2 separate regions of the Homo sapiens genome follow, and region 2 is linked to region 1. Evidence: chromatin loops called from intact Hi-C (ENCODE). Cell type or tissue: heart right ventricle. All regions are shown on one strand. Links, peaks and the distances in the headings refer to the core of each region. The heading gives the core; the rest is flanking DNA.

Evidence for each region. Hi-C counts contacts between places; a loop is a spot of excess contacts. Peaks named below come from ENCODE experiments on the same cell type or tissue, not always from the same donor. Only the 100,000 strongest peaks of a DNase experiment are listed, where the experiment ranks them.
Region 2: it touches region 1 in a loop (3-fold over the local background); 26 of 110 quality-filtered maps call a loop at or near these places.

The regions. Positions count from the first base shown.
Region 1 is chr1:185,666,213-185,674,844 of GRCh38, forward strand. All of the region lies in intron 1 of LOC107985239 (a long non-coding RNA gene), which reads left to right. Among named protein-coding and RNA genes, the nearest start is that of GS1-204I12.4, 24 kb to the left of the region's middle. In heart right ventricle, for the core only: a CTCF peak has its summit at 4,313 (motif pointing left); a DNase peak (open chromatin) is centred at 4,299; H3K27ac peaks cover 604 bases.
Region 2 is chr1:185,422,682-185,430,211 of GRCh38, forward strand. No RefSeq gene overlaps it. Among named protein-coding and RNA genes, the nearest start is that of CBSLR, 110 kb to the left of the region's middle. In heart right ventricle, for the core only: a CTCF peak has its summit at 4,162; DNase peaks (open chromatin) are centred at 4,260 and 4,710; H3K27ac peaks cover 2,241 bases.

The DNA of each region.
Region 1 (8,632 bases), core at 1,418-6,417:
TTCCTTAGCCTCTGACGTTCCTTGGACTGTAGATGCATCAGTACCATCTTTGCCTTTGTTGTTACATGGCCCTGTGTGTGTGTCTCTGTGTTTCTTCTCCTCTTCTTGTAAGGAAATCCAAATGTAATTTGGATTAAGGGCCCACGCTGCTCCAATATGACCTCATCTTAACTTAACTAATTATATCTGCAATTACATTTATTTTCAAATAAGATCACATTCTGAGGTTCCAGGGGTTAGGACTTCAACATATCTTTTGAGGGGACACAATTCAACACGTAACAGCCTGCTACCATTTATGTTAACATTAATTTTCCTTCTTGTGATTCCTTAGAGGTTTGAGTTTGTGCTGTCATTAAAAAAAAAAAGTGTGAAAAGTAGCCATAACATATAATTATATTGAGGAAAAAAGTAGGTAGGCCTTGAAAAATTATTTACTGAGCATCTAATTGTGCCTGGAGCTAGGCATTGTGGAAGATATAAGAGTAATAAAATCACACCATTGTTAGAAAAGCGAATTCTCAGGATCCAGCACAGATCAAATGACTCCGAATCCACATTTTAGCAAGAGCCTAGGCTGCAAGGATCAAAATGGCTGGGTAGCTTCACTGACTGAAGGGCAGCTGTTCTTATACTCTGTTGCACTTTAGAAGAGTCATGATGGCTGGGCTGCACCCCCATGAAAATTAAATAAAAATTTCTGGGACTGGGATCCAGGTAACAGTATTAAAAAACAAAAACAAAACCCTATATGCAGTTATAATATTGCTTCTCAAATTACAAAGCACATACAAATCACCTGGGATCTTGCTAAAATGCAGATTCTGATTCATAGGTCTGGGTGGACCCTAATAACTTGCATTTTTAACCAGTTCTCAGTTGATGCTGTTGTAATTTTATTTCTCTTGTATTCCCCACAATGTCTAGTTCATGAACAAGTAGATGCTAATTAAATATATTTTGAAAGGCGAAATTTTCTGATTTCAGAATTAGTAAATATTTCAGATGTAAAGGAAGAAATAGGCTTCACAATGTTTAATTTGAAAGTACTTCAAAGGAAAAAAATTTTTTTTCTCAGACTTGAAGAAGGCAAAAACACTTCAAACAAAATGTCCTTTGTTTTCTCAGGATTCTCTATGAGAAAATAGACTCAATAAGAGATAACAGCTTGGGTTGTTTTTCTGTTTCTCTTACACAGTTGCTTCAAGTCTCATTATTAGGTTCCCTGGGTACAACACTCAAAGATCATTCCCAGACTGTATTAAGTTCCTGTGGAGTGATTATTTCATTACAAGCGATGTATACAGACTGATGGCTTGATAAACAATAGATCACCCAGAACTCTATTATGGTTCACACCGCTAATGTATTGTTTTCTGTTTCATAGGAAATACATCCCAGATTTGTCTGAGAGATGCTGTTTAGGATAAGAGTTATGTGATTTCTCAGTTCCCGATCAAAGTTTAAAGTGTTTGACTTGATTAAAAACCATTCTTCTTTAAAACAGAATCCATTGCAGACAATTTCAGATATTTGTTCTTAGACATTCTAGGAGTAAGACTATAAAACATACTACTCTGTAGATGTGGCTTATCATTCTTACTTCCCTTATCCTCTTTGCTGTAAACCTCCACACGCTTTTTTTTTTTAAGAGACTGGGTCTTGCTATTTTGTCCAGGCTCGTCTTGAACTCCTGGGCTCACGATATCCTCCCTCCTCAGCTTCTGGAGTAGCTGGGACTACAGGCGCATATACCACTTTGTGGTTGATTTTTTCCTATCCTCTTTTTAAAAGGTGTTTTTTACCTCTGCTTTAGAGCAAAGATGGTATAATTCATCTAGTTTTATAACAAATGTAAACCAGATACAATAATAATCTACTCAGACCTGTGTGTTCAAATGCAGTTCACACTCAGCATTGCACTAGATGTCCCTGCCCTCCATTCCTCCCTCTATTTTTCCCTCCATCCCTTGGGCATTTTTCCAAGTCCACATTATTCTATTTGATTGTCTGGGTATTGATATGTGTTATCTCTATGTTCTAGGCACTGAGCCCAGGGCTAAGTATACTGTGATGAATAAAACACACCATTCCCTAAAACCTTCCTTAATTTTCTCTTTTGTTGAACTCCTCATGTACTTTTAGTGAGTACAATGACATTTAGGATTAAATTGTTCTCTAATTTTTCTCCTGTGATCTATTTTTGACTTGCTAAGTAGATCAAAGCCTTATTGAAGATTTTGCATTGGTAATATTCACAGAGAAAATGTATACCTGAACTGCTGGAGAGGCTCTGGAAAAGTATAGGAGCACCTGTCCTAACTTTTAGGGTCATGGAAGACTTAGGAGAGGACATCTAAGCTAAGTAGGATAAGTAGAATGTAATCAGGTGAAGATTGAAAGTGGGGAAAAGGCTGGCAGAGTGTAGGATCCCATTCCATATTCAAGAAGTGGTTTTGCAAAGAGAAGATAAAGTATAGCATATTTAAAAGATGCATAGGTACTTCAGAATCACCAAACACAAACTGCAAGGGGGTAGATGTGGAGAATAAGGTACACCATGAAAAATATACAGGGACAATACAAAAGAGCAAGATGAAGGGTCAACATTGTGCTATAGAAACAAAATTCCCTAAAGTAAGTTTTCTGGTTTTGTCAGTGACTTTATAGGCTGTGAGATAGAGGAGGTCAACCCTAGTTGGAGCAGTATGCAAAGCAGAGATGGCCTTATATTGCGGAGTGCTTTGGATAGCCAGAGAGGTGGAGGGATCGACTTCAGTCTGGGAAGACCCCCTGAAAAAATGCCCAGTGGCTGGCAGTCATTTTGATGGGCTTTCTGCCTGAAACAGGGATTTCTCCTCAAAGGCAAATGAGATACAAATTTACCCAATGGCACATCCTAATAACTGAAGCAGGAAGACAAAACAGGTTCCTCAGGTCCCCACTCAACCAGCCATTTGCTAGAACACAAAATTATCTGCATTCAAATGCCAATTTTTTTTGAGTCACTGAATATGCTTTCTTTGCCTTTTCATTATTTCTTAATAATAATCATATAGCACTGACATCATTTATATCCAAGTTTGCAGTTAAATAGATCAGTTAATAAGTTGTACAAAGAACGGTGTGTTCTATACTGAAATAAGTGGCAATGATCTTATCTTCAGAGTATATCATCATCTATTTGGTTCTCAAAAACATCATCATCATTATAATTACTTTATTAATTCTTTTAGCTACTATTTTTTAAAGTTCTTTTTATGTTCCAAGCACTGTGGTAAGTGCTTTACAAACTGTAAGAGACATAAAGCTTTTCTGTATGTCTAGCCTCCCTTCCTTCTTTCAGAAATAATGTCTTTTTTTGTTTGTTTGTTTGTTTTGCTTTTAGGAGACCAGCCGTTTCTCATTCTCACTCTACGCAGTCAACTCCATGCATTCACAGTTTTACCCTTCTCTCTCTCCAGGCTTTATAGTGGTGGTAGTCATGGGACAGCACAGGACGCAGGCCTGGCTTAGGTGGGCACATGTCCTAAAGTGGTCTGAGCCATACTGAGGCCTGCACTTTTGCTGGAGCTATTGGAAAAGAGGTCCCTGGGTATAAGAGCCACTTAAATCTGGAGCGGGCTGAGCCCACCTGGTACCATGAGAAGAAAATCTGCCAGATATTGAAGTCAACACACAAGAAAGCAGAGCCAGGAGATGGAGACAAGGCAATAGCATCCTCAATATATTAAATTCCAAAGCTGGCTGTTCCTGAAGAGAGTATGTATCTGGACCTTTCAGCTATGTGATCCAATATATGTCTCTATCTTTACAAAACTACTTTGAGTTGGGCTTTTGTTCTTGGCTGCTGAAACAGGCAGAGCCATTATATGACTAAAAAGCTCCTGTTCTTAACGACCAATATCTCCAAGGATATTGGAGAAATGCTGGTGAAATAATGTGAGTAAATTTAAAAAGGAATCCCTCTTCACCTGCCCCCAAGTTTCGTGAGCTTTTTTAAGGGTACGTTTTCCATAAGGAATGTGCTTACTATTGCAGATTAGCAATGTGTTAGTTTGTCCATACGAAAGCAAGTAGCACTTATTTCCTTGTGGACAAGTGCATCCCCTGTGGTCCTGCTAGTACTATTTCAGTCCTAACGGGGTGATCAAGGGTTTGAGGCACCCTCTCAATACAAGCCCCAACCAAGGGAGGGTCCTAGCTCTTCTCATTTGAAAATGGTAAGCAAGCACTTCTCACTTCTAGATGGGAAGCCTGCCGATAACAAAAAATAGTTTTGCTTAAATATAGGCAGGCTTGAATTTGATGAAATGGCCCCCTCCGGTGGTTAGAGCAGCTGCTATAGTCTCCTTCCTCCTTAAGGTGGGAGACCTAAAATGAACCTTACTTAGTCTATTGCTTGTAAAGCCCACTGTTCTCTGAAATTTACTGCTTTGGTAAAATCTGCACAACTTAGAGTGCAGTGACAGCTGTATAACCGCATCGTTCAAGAAATCCTCAGTGTGAATGACTTTTAAATATTGGATGGATTGCCTTACATTCTGGGAGTGTTACTTTCACCCTCATTTATAAGGGGAAGCTCATAAAATAAGCTTCTCAGGAGTATACATTAATAAGAACAAAACAACCTTAACACAGCAGACTAATTTATCTATGTTTAATCTGTCTTGTAAAATAGCAAGATTAAAATGGAGGTACGTCACAGAAGATCAAAACATGTAGGCTCCTTGAAGTCCCTGCACATTTGGCCTAAATGCTTCCTAGCTCGTTTTTAAATCAGCTGATGTGAATGAGAAGTTATTTTTAAAAAATCAGACAATCAGAGTGCCCTGTACTAGAAAGAGACGACCTGTATGTTTGCTGACCATTGTTCTAGTGCTTGCTAGGGAAAGTTACCTGGAATTAGTAATAGAAAGAAAAGAACACATTATGGATGCTAAGGATAATTCTTCTTCTCTCTCTTAAATTTCATGAGACTTAAAAGGTGATTCTACAGTTTTTGACGTGATTCTTTAAAATATTTTTAGAAATATTTTATTTTATTTATTTATTTTTGAGATGGAGTCTCGCTCTGTCACCCAGGCTGGAGTGCAGTGACACGATCTTGGCTCCCTGCAATCTCCACCTCCTAGGTTCAAGTGATTCTTCTCTCTCAGCCTCCTGAGTAGCTGGGAGTACAGGCATGCACCACCATGCCTGGCTAATTTTTTATATTTTTAGTAGAGACAAGTTTCACTGTGTTGGCAAGGTTGGTCTCAAAGTCCTGACCTCAAATGATCCACCCTCCTTGGCCTCCCAAAGTGCTGGGATTACAGGCATGAGCCACTGTGTCTGGCCCAGAAATATTTTAACTTAGCACTTTGGTGTCAGATTCATAGGAGCCAATGCATACAAAATTATTTATTTCGTTTGAAAAATAATTCTGTAGAGGTCATTGCAATGTTGAGTTCTTGATCTTTAAATCCTTTTAAAATTTTAGATGGGCATTGCTAACGGGAGAGATACAGTTCACACCAAATAGATACCACGGATCATTCTCTTTTTAAAGTGTTCCTCTTTGAGATTCCCCACCCCACCTCCCCCCACTTTGCTGTGCCTCCATTCTCAACAAGCATCTTAAACATTGTTTATCCCCCATCCTCTGTCTTTGGCCATCTTCTCAATATATACCCTCCTTCTGAGTGTTCTCATCCAAACTCATGGCTGTATTTACTATCCATCACTGTAGTTTCCTAAATTAATATTGCTATTTAAAATTGAGCTGTACCCTGACCTTCAGAGCTATACATAAAATGGGCTGCCCAACATCTACTTGAATGTCCCATAAGGATTCAAATTCAGTATAGCAAAACTGAGCTTAATATATCTTCTCCCTGAATTTAGTTCCAGTTCATTTCATGGCCTCAAAACCCCGTATCTGGGAAACATACCAGAATCTTTCCTTACCTTCTTCCACAACCAACCGGTTACTATATGCTATAATATTTACCTTTTTGGCATTTCTGGTATTCGTCTTCTCGTTACCATCTTCACTGCTGTTGCCCTCATTGAGGCACTCATCTCTTACCTGGACTATTATAAGAGATTCTACTTTCAACTGAACAAACACATTGTAGCCAGAATTGCTTTTCCTAAATGCAAATCAAATCACGTTCTTCCCCATATCCCTCTTTTTTTTTTGAGACAGAGTCTCATTCTGTCAAGTGATTCTCCTGCCTTAGCCTCCCAAGTAGCTGGGATTACAGGCACACACCACCATGCCTGGCTAATTTTTGTATTTTTAGTAGAGACGGAGTTTCACCATGTTGGCCAGGCTGGTCTTAAACTCCCGACCTCAGGTGATCTGCCCGCCTCGGCCTCCCAATGTGTTGGTATTAGAGGTGTGAGCCACCATGCCCAGCCTATGTTCTTCCCCTTTTAAGACACTTCAGGGTTGTTGTTGTGTGTTTTTTTTTTTTGTAAGCATAAATTTAAATTTCTTGATGCATCATACATGATCCTCTACATCTGGCTACTGACCACTTCTCTATATCAGTTGTCTATTGCCCTGATAACACTGTGTAACCAACAACCACAAAATCTCAAGGACATACTTAAGAAACATTTATTATTCCCTTGTCTAGGCTGGTCTGCTGTGGACTTTGCTTGATCTTGGCTGGAGTTGCTCTTATGTCTGGAGGTTGGCTGGCCTTGGCTGGTCTAGAGTAGACTTAGCTGGAATAACTGGGGCAACTTGGCTCTGCTCTATGTGTTCCTTGTCCTCTGGCTGACTAGCCTGGGCATGGTTAATGGGGATGACAGAGATGCAAGAGAGAGCATAAGCAGAAATATACAAAGTTTCTTGAGGCCTAGGTTCAGAATTGGCACATCGTCATGTTTGCTAAGTTGTATTAGCCAAAGGAAGTCCTAAGACTGGCTCAGATTCAAGGGTTCGGGAGACAGATTCTGCCTCCAATTAGGGGAACTGCAAAGTCACATGACAATGGGTTGACTACAGGAAGTGGGGGAGAATTAGAGTTTTTATTGCACTGTCCATCATATATTTCAAGAAAGCTTCCACTTTCTTCCTTCCTCAGGACAAACAAGGAACAAAGAAACTCTCCACTGAAATTTTCAAATTTCATTACGGATAATGCAAGGAAAAGGAGAAAACGTCAAAGGAACTATAATTTCAACACCCTTGTAGAGAAAATAATGTATCTATGGAGGAAAATAAGTACAGGGTACTATGAGGAAATAAACATTAGGAGAATAGAAAAGAGACATTGGGAATTAAAAATATGATGGCAAAATAAGAAATTCAGTGAAAAGTTTGGAAGACAAAATTGAGGCATTTCCTGGAAAGCAGAACAAAAGGCCAAAAAAAAAAAAAAAAAACACAAAGAACACTAAGAAATAAAAACAGTCAGTTCAAAATATTTAAATCTGATTAATAAATGTTTTAATTTCAATTTTAATTTTTTTGATACAGTTTTGCTCCTGTCACCCAGGCTGGAGTGCAATAGCGCAATCTCAGCTCACCGCAACCTCTGCTTCCTGGGTTCAAGCGATTCTCCTGCTTCAGCCTCCCAAGTAGCTGAGATTACAGGCACCTGTCATTACACCTGGCTAATTTCTGTATTTTTTAGTAGAGACAGAGTTTCACGTTTCACCATGTTGGCCAGTCTGGTCGCAAACTCCTGACATCAGGTGATCCACCTCCCTCCACCTCCCAAAGTGCTGGGATTACAGGCATGAGCCATTGCGCACGGCCCCTGATTATAAAAGTTTTAAATAAGGAAAGGCAATTATTTAAAAAATAAGAAAATGCAGATGCCCAGGGTTTGCTACTGGAGAGATCTGATTCAGAAGGTCAGTAAATTGAATTAATACATTAATTTTGTATCTTTCCTTCAGCTTCTTTGGAACACTGAATATGAAACACAAAGTAGAACTTCAGAACTGATGAACTATTATTAGAAGTGGTTTGATTTGAAAATGTGGAAGTCAATTGTGGGAAGAGGGCATAAGGATGGAGATAACTATGTTTAAAACTTATTTTGAAAGTAGACAACAGCTAACATTAGTGTTCCGTGATGACGGGAAGTGGAGACAATGCAGCTGCTAAATGAGTCCCTTTAAATATTGACATGACTGACTCTAGTGCGACATGTTTAGTAGGAAGTGGGAGAGGAAGTAAAAATAGACCAAAGCAAACATTTGCTCAAGATAGACGAAGAGCAATACATCCTCTCTGTGCCCCTCCACCCCTATGAAAACATGGCTCTAAGCTTCTGACAACTTTTTTTCTCCCGTTTCTATTGTTATGGTCATGGTCATGATTTAGCACATTCTGGTGACTTTCATATATGCTCCTCTGACCAAATTCTAGATAAATGTTTTATGTTTACATTGTCACAACTCTTCAGGAATGAAGGTTACTCTCTCCCTTCATTAGAGACCGAAAATAAATGTTCAGCAGTAGAATCTTTTTCAACATTACTTTAAAAACGCAATCTCAAGGGGTCTCAGTTTTAAAGATTATGGAATTATGTATAGACTCCTACAAAATAAATGGGAGAAGTGGAGGCAACTGCTTAGGTTCCTGAGGACAGATATTGTTTTTCTGAAAGTTTTAGTTAATTGAAGC
Region 2 (7,530 bases), core at 1,792-6,791, 240 kb before region 1:
AACTAGAATTAAGCATTTTATTAAGAACTGAATTTGTTGTCCAGAAATGTAGAAAGTCCCGTTGGATGTCTTGGATCTCTTAAAAAATAACTCCAAGCAATTTTCTGCAGAAAATGACTTTTCCCCCTGTTTAATATACTCCCTGTAGCAAGCAAAAGCATTTAAATCATTTCACTGACCTCAGCACTACCCTACAGTGTGATACTCAGAACATGCTTGTTGTTAGGAGGATTGGTAGCAGTGTTTTGTCTACCAAAAGGGTTTATTTTAATGACATGTTACAAGATGAGTAAATGTTCATAGTACGCAAAATGTGCAAATAAACAGAAGGAAGAAAGGTAATATTTCATAATTTTACATCTTCAGAGATAATTACTGGTTTTTAACATGTATGTTTCCATTTAACCATGTAGCAACAAGTAGTTTATCTCATCGAGTATTTGTAGCATCATTTAAAATGGATGACTATTATTTCTATATAGCATACTTTATTTAACCAACCTCTGTTTCTGGACATTTCAGTTGCTTCTATTGTTTTTGCCATTATGCCTGTAGCACCCACACCTGTGGCTTCATGGGGAGTTTGCTTCATTTAGGTACAGGGTTACAGATGGCTCTGCTGATAGCAGTTGGACTTGGGCTGCTGAGGTACCCTGGAGTTTAGATGAGAAGGAAAATCCCTCCAGCACTTTGAGAAGTACACCTTGGGGTCCATTTTGCCTGAAAGGAGGGAAGACTTGAAGGTTGATGACAAGGAGGTTTCGGAAGTCAAGTGGGTGATGCTCTTTGAGTGGGCCCCAGGGCATGTTCCTCATGAGTGAAGACCAAAGAGCTTCTGCTGCAGAGGAGACTCAGGGGAAAGGTAGACAGGCTGAGCTGTCCTGTGGATGTCACTCAGCCTCCTCTGTGGCCACCCCAGTGCTTGCTCAGTGTTCTGTGAACAAGGTAGGAGTCAGGGCTAGAGGCTGTGCATGTCTTCAACAACAAAATTCCCCCTTACAATGGCTGACCTGGTCATTGGCCCCACTGAACGCCAAATTTGCTGAGCAATGTCCAGTCTCGAACATTTCACATGGTACCACATGCCAAATGAGGGGCAGATGGATTAGCCACCTTTTTGGACCCCTTCTGACCAAGCAGCACCAACAGTGGAATGCTGAACTGCTAGGATCCATACCACCTGTTGGAAACAACAGTAGGACTCAGTGAATGAGGGGGTCTGGCTCTCTAGAGGGACTTATCTGTTACTCCAGAGAGCCATTCACAAAGCACTAGAGCACTGTGAAGAATCCATGGTGGGTTCCAATATTGTTTCTAGGTCTTTTGCACTAAGTGAACTGGTGAAAACTCTTGACTGGTAGGACTAAGGGAAGAGTGTTCACCATCATCTCCTGTGACTCTCCAGTCTGTCCACCTGAGTAGGAAAACCATGTCTTGCTTTAGACCCTGGGTAACTAATTGTAGAGATGCCTCAGCCTATGCCTATGCTCTTCCTCAAAGAATGAGCTTGAAGGCTGAGAACAAGTTGGTTCCTATGGAAGGCTTTGCTTTTTTTTCCAATAAGCCCTGCATGATGCTGGCTCACTTGCACAATATTGAACTGTTCATCCAGGGAGTAGGTACAGATTCTGTGGCTTAATTTTTTTTTAAATTTTGGTAAATATATATATAACATAAAATTTATTATTTTAGCGATTTTTAAGCGTAGAGCTCTGTGGCATGAAACTGTGGGCTTCTTGCCTCTAAACTTAAGTCCATGCCTCTTCTCTACTGAAACTCCAATCTCTTCAGTGGAAGGATCATATTTCCTCCATGCGAAGATGCCATTAATTGTATAACAAAGCACATTCATAGCAATATTTTATTAAAGAAGACATTCTTGGCAAGTTTCTTTGGATGTCAGTTATAAGCCACACTCCTATTTCAGAAGTGAAAATTATGCATCATAGAATGGAGGAAATATGTGGCTTCTTTCTGTTCCATGGCAATGGCAGGAGTTTCAAAAACTGTTTCTGAGGGGAGAGTCACTTTCTGCATGGTGTACATGATGATCAAGCTGGAATCCTACACTTGGCTGGGCAGTCATAGGAGCACCACGATACTATCCAGGCAACCCCATTAGCCATCTTCCGGCTGAGGGGAGTCAAATACTCTACCGTCTAATCTTCATTGCCTTGGTGGCTTCACATGCCTTATTCCCTTTCCATATGGTGTTGACAGAAACTGCAGAATGTGTAGACAAAGGGTAGCATAGGTGTGAGGCTGCATGAAATGAATGTTGATATTTTGAAACGAGAAAGATGGGTTCTTCCTATTAGGAGAAATCCACATTAAAGAGAAGAGCACAGGCAAGCTTGGAACTAAAAGGGAGAAGTCAGCTTGAGAGTAGGGTAGGGGAAGAGTGAAGAGCGGAGGGCCAGCTCTGTCGCCTGGCTTGGTTATGGTGGAAAAGACTGCATTTGGCAGAACACATAATCAATGACGGATTTTTCATTTTTATTTAAACTTTGGCTTATAGAAGCGATTTCCTTTTTCTTCCTCACTGGTTTCCAGCCCTGAGCCTCTACCCAGCTATCAGCAGGAGGGAGTCCCCGCACAAATGCCTGGTATTGGTGATAGATCTGTGTTAATTGTATCCATACTGTCCTACCCAGTCTTTCTTGTAATTATGGGCAAGAAATTCTAAGACAGATGGTTAGCTTTCTCCATGTGCTGTGTGACCATGGAAATGAGCAAAGCTCATGAACTGACAGGAGGCCTGAGAGGGGGCTATTGTCTCATTAGCACTCAGTTCTATCTGATTGGGTTGATGCTGCAAAGGTAATTTAATGTGTCAGAGCAAACATGTGGCAAGACCAGTACCTATGAGAGAAGCATTGCATTTTTAAAAGCCTGAAGTATGAAAGAGATTTTTTAAGTGTCTAGAAGTCAGGAAAAACTTTAGTCTCTTAAACTAGATAGCACCTTGGTGACTTTACTCTCAGCTTAAGGTGCATAGACAAATTTAAACAGGACTCTCCATGTTTCCTGGAACCTAAAATTCACCAGGAAGTAATTAGCATTTACAGACAAATAATGCTTCAAGAGACCTGTGAGATAAAATACATGTTTGGATTTATGGAAAATAACAAAATATCACAACACTCTCAGAAAAAAAATTGTATTGAAGACTTAATAACTACAGAAAGAAAAACAACTAGTATTATTGAGCATCTACAATCTGCTGAGACCTTTATATACATTTCTCACTTTAACCTCAGTACAACCTTGGAGGTAGGCTTGATCTATATTTTGTAGAGTAAAATAATCAGGCTCAGAGTATTTAAGTAACTATCAAGGTCTGAAGCCTGGCGAGTTGTGGAACTGATGTCTGACACTTCCCATCACACCAGATACCTACTGCCTTTAGCCACACTGAGATAAAATAGAAGCAACTGAAATTCCCTAGGTTCCATCTAGCCTTGCTGCTCTAACCTCCTTCTCTCTTAAACTCCCACACTGGCCCTTTCCTATGGAATCATATGTTGACTGAACACATACTGCTTTGTGATGGGTTTCTATTTTTTAACCCATATTTGAAACTTTGTTTTTTAATGTTTTGCATGTGTATTGCTTTTCTCTTTAGTGGATGATAAGCCCCATGAGGGCACTGACTTTGATTGTTGTAGTTCCCACACCATTTTGTGAATAACTGATGCTCGATTACTACCTATTGATTTGATTTTAATTAGTGTGAAGGAGATCGTTTCTAAGCTATAGTTGATCTGATATAAAAGTCATAGTCAAGATTGTTTTGAGGTATTTAAGATACTTTTCATGGGACTTCTGACAATTGTTACACCCACAGTGTTAGTAATTCAGAGAGATTGGTGAAGAAATAAACGGATTTTTAAATTTTGAGATTAGCTATATCATTAAGGATTTCAGTGAGATATTTCATTACTTTAGCGCTTTACTGTTAAAAATCCCCGTAGATATCCATCAACTTCCTTGTTATGTTTTCGTTTTTCCTTTAATCAGATCACAGTCCACCTCTACCAGGGAAACTTAGTAACTACGGAGACAACCTTATTGCTTATACCTCTGAGCTTTACCTTTCCAAATATTTCAGAAGGCTAAGACTTAACATTTTTTTATGTAGAAATATCCATCCAGGTCAAAAGGTGGCAGGCAAACAAAAGCTAATTTCATTCAGAAGATTCTGTTTTCTCTTGGCCTTGGCGCTTGTTTCCCGCTTGAGTCACTTCCCCCGAGAGGGTAACCCTGGACAGCAGACACGAGAGCCCGTGAGAATTGTCTTAATGAACAACAGAAGACATACACAAACTTTCTTTCAATTTGTGGTAGTCCTTATTTTGCATTGGAAAATATGTGTAATTCACACCACTATAATTCCCATTCTTATGCCAAATGCAATCCTGGAGGAGGCTATTGCTGGCACAAAGTCTGGAGTTTGTACTGCATTAAAGCCAGTAGCTTGTTTTTCCATCTGGGCTAGGCACAGAGTTTGCAAACTTTTTTTCTGAGTTATTCATTCCCTGGTAAATTCCAGTCTTGGGCTGCTGTAGGACATAGACAAAGCTTTATCCCAAAAGTTGCAAATGGAATATGGCCCTTGTTTAAAAGTGTTTTGCTACTGGAAGTACAACTAGTTCCACTGAGGTTTGTGTTGGCCACCTCAGGCTTGTGGGCTCAGTTCAAAGTTTTAGTTTAGTTCTGCAAGGTTTATGACTTGGCTACCTGAGGGACTGGCCCTCATGCTGTTCCTTCCTCCCAGCTGGGAAGATCTGCTAGAGCACTTGGCTAAAACTTTCCAGATATTACTTTGGAATAGTCATGATGATGGCTCAAGTGTTCTTGGAGGATGTTCACATTTGGAACTTCCTTATGTGGTCTGACGTGGCTCCAGCTGTTTTCTTTTCCTGTTAGCGGAGGTGTTTAATTACTCTGCCTTGTTTGTTGCACTAAACTGATTTAATCAAAGATCTCCCTAAGTTTGGAGACTGTATGTTAGTTTCCTGTTGCTGGTGCAACAAATCCCACAATTAAAACAACACAAATTTATTTTCTTACTGTTCAGAACGCCAAATGAATCATAAAAGGCTAAAATCAAGGAAGGTGTCAGCAAGGCTGGATCTTTCTGGAAGCTACCTGGCAGAATCTATTCCTTACCTTGGCCACTTCTGGAGGCCACCAGCAGTCCTTGGCTGCTCGCTGCATGACTCCAATCTCTGCTTTCATGCTCACACTGCTTTCTCCTCTGCTGTAATCAAATTCCCTCTGCCTCTCTCTTAGGTCCCTGTGATTATACTTAGGGTCCTCCGAGGCAATCCAGTATAATCTTTCCATCTCAGGATCGTTAATCATATCTGCAAAATCACTTTTGCCATATAAGGTAACATTTACAAGCTTCAGGGATTGGGATGTGGACATCTTGTGGGACCACTCTTCAGCCTAGTACATAGCTTGATGCATCTGAATTTGAATCCTGGCTCTAACAATGTTTTATTCTTTCTAAGCCTTAGGTTTATCTAAATGGTGTTAATAATGTTTATCTCTCATTAGGTTGATGTAAGATTTTGATGAGTTAAGTATGTTAAGTGCTACCACCAACCAAGTACCCCCATAGATGTTCTGTTAACTTTAATTTCCTTTTTGCTCATCTCCTTTGATAATATCTGAAAAATTAAATATTTTAGTTCGAAGGCGGTGGGTCTTTGAACTTTATAAATGGTGTAGCACAAATACAAAATACTAAAAATATGTCCAAAATGATTATCACATAGACAAAATGCTGGTTAATATCCAGTTAAGTTTCCAATGAAGTATGAAACTATAACATAATGCAACAGATAATGTATCATTGTGCTTAAAGTCATGGGTATTATAGTATGAATGTTATTAGAAGCTTATCACCTTAAATAAGGTACTGAAGATTTTCTGCTTTCAACATCTCTGATTTGTTAAAATACATCAGACCACTATATGTGTGGGGCAAAGAGTATGAAAGAGGGGGGCATATCATTCTTTAAGACATTTGTATGGTTTTTAGGTAGGTATAGAATAGATTAAAACAATGATAATTTTTTTAACAAATATTAATTGAGCCTTTTTGATATGTCATACAGTGGCCAAGATTTTGCCAATATAAATATGAAAAGCCATGGTTCCTACCCTTATCTAATGGACAGGCAGAAAATAAATGTGTAATTACTATAAATTAAGATAAGAATAGTAACGGTCTTGGTGGAAGCACAAGGGAAGGGGTGCTTAAGTCTGCTGGGAGAATTGGGTAAATGGTGTGGAAGGGAAGTGGTGGTTCTTGAGCCAACTCTTCAGGAAGGAGAAAGCCTTTTCCAGGTGAATGTGGGGTAGGGCAACCCAGGCAAAGGAGACTGTACCTGGAAATGAATGAAGTACCAAAATATTGCATTCTCACAGAACCTTGAGTAGCTTAGCATTGCAGGAGCAGACAGGCATAGAAGAAATTTATCTTGAGAAACAACATCCCCAGCATTGAATTCAAGTATGGGTTCAAGTTCATTTCATATAAAGAACCCTGGATAGAGTGAACAAACATCCTACAGAATGGGAGAAAAGTTTTGCCAACTATGCATCTAACAAAGGTCTAATATCCAGCATCTATAAGGAACTTAAACAAATTTACAAGAGAAAAACAAACCACTAAAAAGTTTGCAAGGGGCATGAACAGACGTTTTACAAAAGAAGACATACATTTGGCCAACACTCATATGGGAAAAAGTTCAACATCACTGATCATTAGAGAAATGCAAATCAAAACCACAATGAGATACCATCTCACACTAGTCAGAATGGCTATTATTAAAAAGTCAAAACATAACAGATGCTGGTGAGGTTGTGGAAAAAAAGGAACACTTATACACTGTTGTTGGGAGTATAAATCAATTCAACTATTGTGGAAGACAGTGTGGCGATTCCTGAAAGAGCTAAAAACAGAAATACCATTCACCCCAGCAATTCCATTACTGGGTATATATCCAGTGGAATATAAATTGTTCTATTATGAACACACATGCACATGTATGTTCATTGCAACACTATTCACAATGGAAAAGACATGGAATCAACCTAAATGCCCATCAATGGTAGGGACAGGATAAAGAAAATGTGCTACATATACACCATGGCATACTATGCAGCCATAAAAAGGAATGAGATCATATCTTTTGCAGGAACAGGGATGGAGCTGGAGGCCATTATCCTCAGCAAACTAATGCAGGAACAGGAAACCAAATACTGCATATTCTCATTTATAAGTGGGAGCTAAATGGTGACAACACATGACACATAAAGGGGAACAAAACACACTGGGGCCTATCGAAGGGTGGAGGGTGAGAGGAGGGAGACGATAAGGAAAAATAACTAATGGGCACTAGGCTTGATACCTGGAGTGATGAAATGATGTGTACAACAAACTCTAATGATACAAGGTTACCTGTATAACAAACCTGCACATGTACCTGTATAGCAAACTTGCACATGTACCCC